2 separate regions of the Homo sapiens genome follow, and region 2 is linked to region 1. Evidence: read pairs that join two places in POLR2A ChIA-PET (ENCODE). Cell type or tissue: A673. All regions are shown on one strand.

Region 1 (4,000 bases):
GGTTTCAAATCCATAGGAAGGAATGACCATTTTCATGGTGAGACATTGATATTTCATTCCTGAGACCCAAAGCCACCTTTGTAACCTTTCAAGATCCTTTTTGATTGTGTAAACTTCAGAAGTCTGGAGATCTTAGATATCAGGAAGATAAATTTACATAGGTAAGCACCATAATTCTTGTTCCTCATATATTTTATATTGCATCATTTACATAGGCTTTAAATATCCAGTGAATTGTAATAAATGGGGAACTCATAATAAAACTGGTAATAAAATGGATTATTCAGGTGATGCTGTTTTATTACAGTCTCATTATGATTATATAATCCTTATTAAAATCTGGACCAAAGATGAATTTCTCACTGGAGGCGCTTCACAAGTACTTTAATAAATTCTATTTGTTGCACAATCCTGGGGTGAATGTTGGTTTTTATAATTTCATACAAATGTGTTGCAACATGCCATGGAATCTGACTATAGGAATCTGTGCAGTGAGGAAAGAGAATCTCTGTCATCTGCAGGTCTGTTCAATGCCTCGTGTGGTTTGGGAATTATGTCTGCTGTTTCATACGTTTCTGTTGAAACATGGGGAGAGGCCCTGTCCTGTGTTCATGGTGAGCGAGGGCCTTGAGGGAACGTCACATGCCTCTGTTTTCTTCCCTTCCTAGAGGTATCTTGGGTGGTGTCTTCAGAACTTCTCGTTCTTGCTCAAGGTTCTTTTATTGGAAGAGCTGTCTGATGGGTGGAACACACTCATCAGTGTAATTTTTCTTTTCTTTTCTTTTTTTTGAGATGGAGTCTCGCTATGTCACCCAGGCTAGAGTGCAGTGCCACAATCTTGACTCATTGTAACCTCTGCCTCGCAGATTCAAGCTATTCACCTGGCTCAGCCTCCCAAATAGCTGGGATTACAGGTGCCTGCCACCATGCTTGGCTAATTTATTTGTTTTTGTTTGTTTGTTTGTTTGTGTGTTTGTTTGTTTTGAGAGGGAGTCTTGCTCTGTTGCCCAGACTGGAGTGCAGTGGCATGATCTCAACTCACTACAACCTCCGCCTCCCAGGTTCAAGCGATTCTCCTGCCTCAGCCTCCTGAGTAGCTGGGATTATAGGGAACCACCCCACACCCGGCTAATTTTTGTATTTTAGTAGAGATGGGATTTCACCATGTTGGCCAGGCTGGTCTCGAACTCCTGACCTCAAGTGATCCGCCCCTTCGGCCTCCCAAAGCACTGGGATTATAGGTGTGAGCCACTGCGCCCGGCCAGCATTATGTTTGATCTTAGCTGTTATGGCTGTTGCCCCAGTGGCCCTTCCTTAGAATCCTACCCTGACACAGTCTGGGGCCTTTTGGTCTTGACTGAAGCTGTACATGGCAGAGCAGAGTCACGCTGAGTGACTCTGCCATCACTGTGGTGGAGGGATGCCGTGGCAAGGGGACCCTGCACGGCATGTACTGGGAAGTAGCCTCTTCCCCTGGCTCCCCCAGAAAGCTCTATCAGGCTGGATGAAAGCCAGAGCAAGCCAGGGAGGCAGTCGAAGGAGAGTCGCAGAGGCCCTCGGAAAATAGAGAGGCAATCAGAATGCTTTGGCTAGAAAGGGGCTGTGTCAGAAGTGTTTGATGCCATGAAGTAGATGGATCTGTTACCCTAAACCGTGGATGCTGGATCCAGGAGTGAGGGCTGGGGAGCAGGTGAGCGCACAACAGAACGAGTGAGGGCAGTCCTGCCCTCAGCCAGATCCAGCATTAGAGACAAGTATCTCCAGCCTCTTGCAGCCTTCTTCACTGTTTTATCCATAGCTGCAGCCACAGCGCTGTCCAGGGAGGAGGTGCTGAATACGTGTTGGAAAGAATCAGCTGCTCCGAGGCCCTGGCTGTCAGGACAACTAATATCTATGCCAATAGTTCATCTCTAGGCCCCCAGATGGGTGGGCCAAGGGAAAAGCAAGGCTCAACAGCCTTCAGGTTTTGGAAATTCGGTACACAGAGCTGCTGAGGGCTGCTGAGGGAAATTCGGTACACAGGCACCAGAGGGAGACCTTGGACCTGACCTGCTATATTTGAGCTCTCCAGCTGGGTGGCCTCCTCTTGCCTCACTTTTCTTATCTGTAAAATGGGTATAGCAGGCCAGGCATAGTGGCTCATGCCTGTAATTTCAGTACCTTGGGAGGCCGAGACAGGTGGATCACCTGAGGTCAGGAGTTCAAGACCAGCCTGGCCAATGTGGTGAAACCCCGTCTCTACTAAAAATACAAAAATTAGCCGGGCATGGTGGTGGGTGCCTGTAATCCCAGGTACTCAGGAGGCTGAGGCAGGGAAAATCACTTGAACCTGGGAGGCAGAGGTTGCAGTGAGCCAAGATCGTGCCATTGCACTCCAGCCTGGGCGACAGAGCAAGACTGCATCTCAAAAAAAAAAAAAAAAAAAAAAAGGGATTTAGCAAAAGGATTTACTTCCATTTGTTATAAGGTGGAATGAATTAATATGAAAGAGCCGAAATGTGTGGCACATGAGGATGTGTGTTGTAAAAAGCTTTGCTAAGTTAATTTAAATAAATATTTTCTGGATGGCATTCACGGACCATCCCTGGGGGTGGGCTGGAGGGCAGCGCCAAGTGCATGCGTGGACATGGATGCAGCACGGTGGAGCCCCAGCTGGCAGGGGCCACGGATTGGCTTTGAGATGAGGCCGGGATGAGTCATCAGCCTGACGCACAGGCCTGGAGCGAGTGCTCTCAGAATGCAGACTGGAAATTGGATGTGGAAACTCACTTCGACCAACACCGGTTGGGGAAGCACAATTTTAAAAGCAGGATTTAGATAAAATGCTTATTAGTAAAGTGAGGATTATCCAGGATTTTAAAGTTTGTTCTTATCTTCTGCGCTGCTCAAGTGAGGAAACGAGGTGGCTTCAGCCTGTGGTGGAGGATCCTCAGCTGTGGAAAGCGTCGGCCAGTCTCATAGAAGTGGCGCCTGTTGCCGGCCCTCAGGCTCTGCCACTGAGGAGGAGAGGCGGATAAAACACAGGTGTGAGCAAGACCCTAAGAAGCTGCTGCCCTCCGTGTCCTGACTGTGTGAGGACACACTGATGACACCATCCCCAATCGCCTGCAGGGCATGGACCCCACAAAAGGGGCCACCCAGGAGGCACCCAAGCCCTGAGCACCGTGAGTTTGCTGGGTTTTTCTCTCTGTCCCCTGCCTCCAGGCGGGACTGCACCTAAACTAAGTCATGTCCTGGTTTCTTTGTTCTTCTATGGTCTTCACACATGAAGGAGGTCCCATGTGTGGGACCCTGGCACCAGTTCAACACGAGGCGGCAAATGTAAAAATGGAGCCCCGTATGAAAATGAACCTCTTCGGTTTCAGAACTCAGAGACCCTGAAATCTGACCCCACTCCTTATGTCACCTGTGACTCATCTTTAAAAAGACCCGCATCTCACCACCGTTCAGTAACAACAAGTGCACACAACAGAAAACGATGAGTAAGTGGACAAGGGATATCAGTGCAAAACACACAAGCAATGCAAGCAGCGAGTCTGTGAAAATGCTCTCCTGCCCCAGAAATCAGTTAAAAGCAAACCAAAGCACCACGTTTCTAATCTGATCAGCCAATGTTTTAAGGTTTGATGTGAGGTGGAGCAGGCTCTGGGGAGACGGGTTCTCTGGCCGGGTTCTAGGGGAGATTGGGGAAGGTGTTTTGGCGGGATCAGTAGGTATGAAAGGCATGTGATGAGTTTTCTGTGTCCCGTAACCAGTTCCCACAAGCGTAGCAGCTGAAGCAACACTCCTCTGTCTTCTCAGAGTTTGGCAGGTCAGTGTGGCGTAGCTGGGCTCTCTGCTCAGGTCTCCCTGCGATGCAATCAAGGTACGGGCCGGGGCTGGGCTGTGGTTCTTATCTCAGGCTCAGTTTCACTCCCAGGCTCACTGGTTCCTTGGCCTGCTTTCCAAATGGCCTCTTCTGCAGGGAATGCCAGCTGGTGTGGGGCAGGGGGAGACAGCT
Region 2 (4,000 bases), 84 kb before region 1:
ATCTGTGTGTATATGTGTGTGGGTTTCTTTGCGTGTGTGTTTGTATGTATCTGCATGTGTGTTTCTCTGTGGCTGTGTGTATCTCTGTGTGCGTGCACGCATGTGTTGATGGAGCATTTTCCCTTCCCATCTTGGTGCTTGCTACGGGGAATTCTTGTCCCTAGTCTTTTTTCTCCACTCTTCCCCCACTCCCTATTGCAAGAATCCCAGCCTGACCCTGGCCACCTCTGGCCAGGGATTGTATTCGAAGACTGTCAGGAAGCTCTGGAATCAATGGAGCTGGGGGACCCCAGCTGAACAATATCCAGGAACCAAGAGGCCTGTGGAGAGCCAGGCAGGGCCCCGGCCATCCCCAGGCAGGACAGCATCAGTGCTCAGAGTCTGACTCCGAAGGAAAGGTCCACTTGGCCAAGCCGAAGGCATGAGTTGTTGCCCCAGGTCTCTCCTTCAAAGTGAGTGGCCATAGCACCCCATGCCAAGACCAGCCACAGTGAGGGCCCTCTGAGGCAGGCGGGGCATGGGAGTGCAGATGATAGGAAGGGTGGGAGTGACGAAGAGCTGGGCAAGACCAATGCCCCTCAAACCTCCCCTGGCTTCCCTCCGGCCCCTCCTCCCCCTCTCCCCTCCCTTCCTCTTCCTTCCTTCTTCCAACAGGTCAGCAGGAGGCAAAGGGACCAAGGCCATTCTACTTTTAGTTCTAGAGAAGCAATTTTCTCACCAACTTCAGAATACACCGGGTTTGTGTTATATTTCACAGTGCTCTCGATTTTTAAAAAAGGAAAAAGAAGTAAAGCCATGTTGCAGCATTAAAGGTAGAGACTTGCGAGACCTTTCCCAGGATGTGACGTGCTGGCTGGACGCCATGGTCCTTCGCCCTTTCCTGATTTGACATGGGGAGGGAGGGTTCCCAGCCCATCTGAGCTAGTCCTCCGCGCAGTCCTGAAGGAGGCCATCTGTGGGCCAGTGCCTGGCGTCCTTTCCTCCAGAACGCTGGCCCTGGAGCCTCCCATGCCCGCTGGTGGATAGCAGTTGGTTACAGTGTAGCACACATGGCAGTGAAACTGAAACCACAAGGAAACTGTGGGTGCGCAGTTGATTTAGAAGTGATGATTCCTAGGTCCACTTTAAGAAAGACCATGAAAAATGAAATCAGAGATCAAATGTGTGGGTCATACTTGGGAAGGGTGTGTTTTACTAAGATGACCTTGGAACCAGACTGGACTAGCAGTCACTAAGCAGTGTCAGCCAGAGATAATCATGTAAAATACATTTATTAGACCAAGGCCTACTGCTATTTTCTTATAAACTTATTTCTACAAGTTTGTCTCACTTTTATTTATATATCTAAAAATAAGTAGGGGTGCAAAAATGTACATAAATACTTGATTAATTATTTTGCTTACAAAATTACTTCTCCAATAAAAAGATTATACTTTGATCATACCCATAGTTTAAGTTAAAACAATTTTAAATAAGATCTAGCGTCATACTTTTAAACAAACAGTCTTATTCTATTGGCATCACTTGCACTGTTCCGTGTCATCAAACGTTCATAGCTGCATAAACATTCCATCTCATGGATTATCGTTCAGCTGATCCGCCTCATCTTAAAAAGTTGGGTTGCTTGCACTTTTCATGATAGAAGGTGGCTGTAAAGCGAATTCTTGTGCATGCGTTTTTCACACATCTCTGTTCATTTCCTTGGGGTTGACTCCCAGGACTGAAGAACTAGAATGGTTTTAAGGTTTCCGCATGTGTTGCTGGTCTGCCCGAAGAAAGCCCAGCCCGCTTATCCATTCATGAGTTTGTGTGTGTCTGAGCACCTGTCTCACCTTAACCCAGGGTATGTGTTGGGGTGGAGAGTGTGTACAATTATATATATACCTTAATAAATATATTCAGTTTGGCCAATTTGTTAGGGGAAAATTGTTATTTACACATTTTTATATGTCATTATTAGTGAAGCTGAATTTTTATTGCCAATTGTTTATTGGTCATTAGTTTTTTTCTTTGTAAATTAGTCATCTCTTTGGATTTTGTGTGTGTTTATTTTAACTTACGTTTTTCCCTCTGGAGTACATATCTTTTCCAGTATGATTTGGAGGAATTCTTTGTATACTGTTTATTTACTAACCTTTTTGCCTACCATACTCATTATAAATACTCTCTGTGATTTTGTCTTTTGGGTTTATTCATGGTGTTTTTTGTTTGTTTGCTTGTTTGTTTTTGAGACGGAGTCTCACTCTGTCACTCAGGCTGGTGTGCGGTGGTGCGATCTCAGCTCACTGCAACCTCCGCCTCCTGGGTTCAAGCAATTCTCCTGCCCCAGCCTCCCAAGTAGCTGGGATTACAGGCATGCGCCACCACGCCCAGCTGATTTTTTTTTTTTTTTTTTTTTTGTATTTTTAGTAGAGACAGGGTTTTGCTATGTAGGCCAAGCTGGGCTCAAACTCCTGACCTCAGGTGATCTGTCCACCTCGGCCTTCCAAAGTGCTGAAATTACAGGCATGAGCCAGTGTGCCCGACCTATTCATGGTGTTTTCGATATAAAGGCTTTCCTGGTATTTGGAAGTCATGCTTTTCAGTCTTGTCCCATTTCACTTTTTAATCATTCGGGGTCTCCTACTTTCCCCTTTCCCACTCAGATCCATTTTCTCTCCCCTGCTCATTCTACTTCCTTTTTTTTTTTTTTTTTTTTTAGCTTGAGATGGTGCATGGAAAATTTTAATACGATGCATGGGAAGGGAGGAGAAGAGGTAGGAGCAAGAGTAGAAAAGGAAAAATAAGACTTGGATGGCGAGGACGAGAATGTCACCTTTTGCCTGTATCTTCAAACTCTATTTTTATTTGCTTTTTAAAACATAATGATGTACAAGACTTTCATTTGGAAATTATATCTTCATTCCATAACCCTCTTTTTTACCTTCCTTTCATCATATTTTCCAACACTTTCCCCAGAATTCTCCCTCTTCCTTCATTTTCCTTCTTCTCTTACTTTCCCAACACTCTGAAGCATGAACTTACTTTTTGGAGGTCATGGGCTTTTCCCAAGATTCTGCCACCAGCATCCTGTTTGTCTTTCTTGTTCGTCCCTGGGGCTTTCTATGCTGATTTCCATACCTAATCAAGGTAGAAAAGAACCAAAAGGATCTTAAAAGTGGGTTGGCCCAGGCTTTGCTGGTTTGTTTCAGCCCAGCAGGTCTTTAGACTCCATGCTGGCTGGAAGCCAGTGCCCCAGGAGACATTTGCACTTAATTCCTTCTGTATCCCAGGAATCACGGACAGCTGGGCACCTTGTTTTTACATTCTGCTGACTGTGAAGAAGGTGCTTTTATAGTTTCCATAAGCGATGTTTATGAAACAAACCTGCACTCTTCCAGACCGGAAAGGTATTATGCGAACGTTTTATGAGCAGAATGTAGAAATTAATGGAGAAAAACTACTAGAAATTTGGGTCGTTTGATGTTGTTTGCTACTCGCACCCAACAGAGTACGGTTAATCATACATCACGGCACAGCCTCCTCCAATCTCCTTCATAATGTGTTTTTTTATTTCCATTTGTGTTGGGGGTTTTGTAAAATACACACATTGTGCTCTCTGGGAAGATAATGGGTGTCTCTGAAAGGACAAAGCGGACTCTGATTTAGTCGGCTCTGTGCTGTGATAGGAGCAAGAGGAGTTTTTTGTATTGCATTATCACCATTCTGGTGGTAGAAAATGACTTAAATAGACCTAGCCTCCGAAATCGTCACTGTGTTAAGCCTTGTTATGATGAACTTTTCCTCGCGTGCACGTGCAGTTCTGTATAATGAATATACAGATAGGCACCCGCGCATCTGAGGTTTTCTTTTTGATACTCTGAAAAGGCTATTCTTTCTTTTTTTAGGCCAAACTTCGAGGTTAGTGATGGGGAAATAGCAATAATAATAATAACAACAGCGTGAAAAATAAAATCGAAAAGCCCTGGCATATTTAAATTTTGATTAGAAGCCAGCTGCA

The links. Peaks named below come from ENCODE experiments on the same cell type or tissue, not always from the same donor. Only the 100,000 strongest peaks of a DNase experiment are listed, where the experiment ranks them.
Region 2: POLR2A ChIA-PET joins it to region 1 with 5 read pairs; 2 of 35 experiments call an interaction of 5 or more read pairs at or near these places.

The regions. Positions count from the first base shown.
Region 1 is chr20:61,529,067-61,533,066 of GRCh38, forward strand. All of the region lies in intron 2 of CDH4 (cadherin 4), which reads left to right. Among named protein-coding and RNA genes, the nearest start is that of CDH4-AS2, 190 kb to the right of the region's middle. RefSeq lists an enhancer at 2,385-2,886. In A673, no CTCF peak of the experiment used is centred here; a DNase peak (open chromatin) is centred at 1,825; H3K27me3 peaks cover 655 bases.
Region 2 is chr20:61,444,947-61,448,946 of GRCh38, forward strand. All of the region lies in intron 2 of CDH4 (cadherin 4), which reads left to right. Among named protein-coding and RNA genes, the nearest start is that of CDH4, 190 kb to the left of the region's middle. RefSeq lists an enhancer at 3,736-4,000. In A673, no CTCF peak of the experiment used is centred here; no DNase peak of the experiment used is centred here.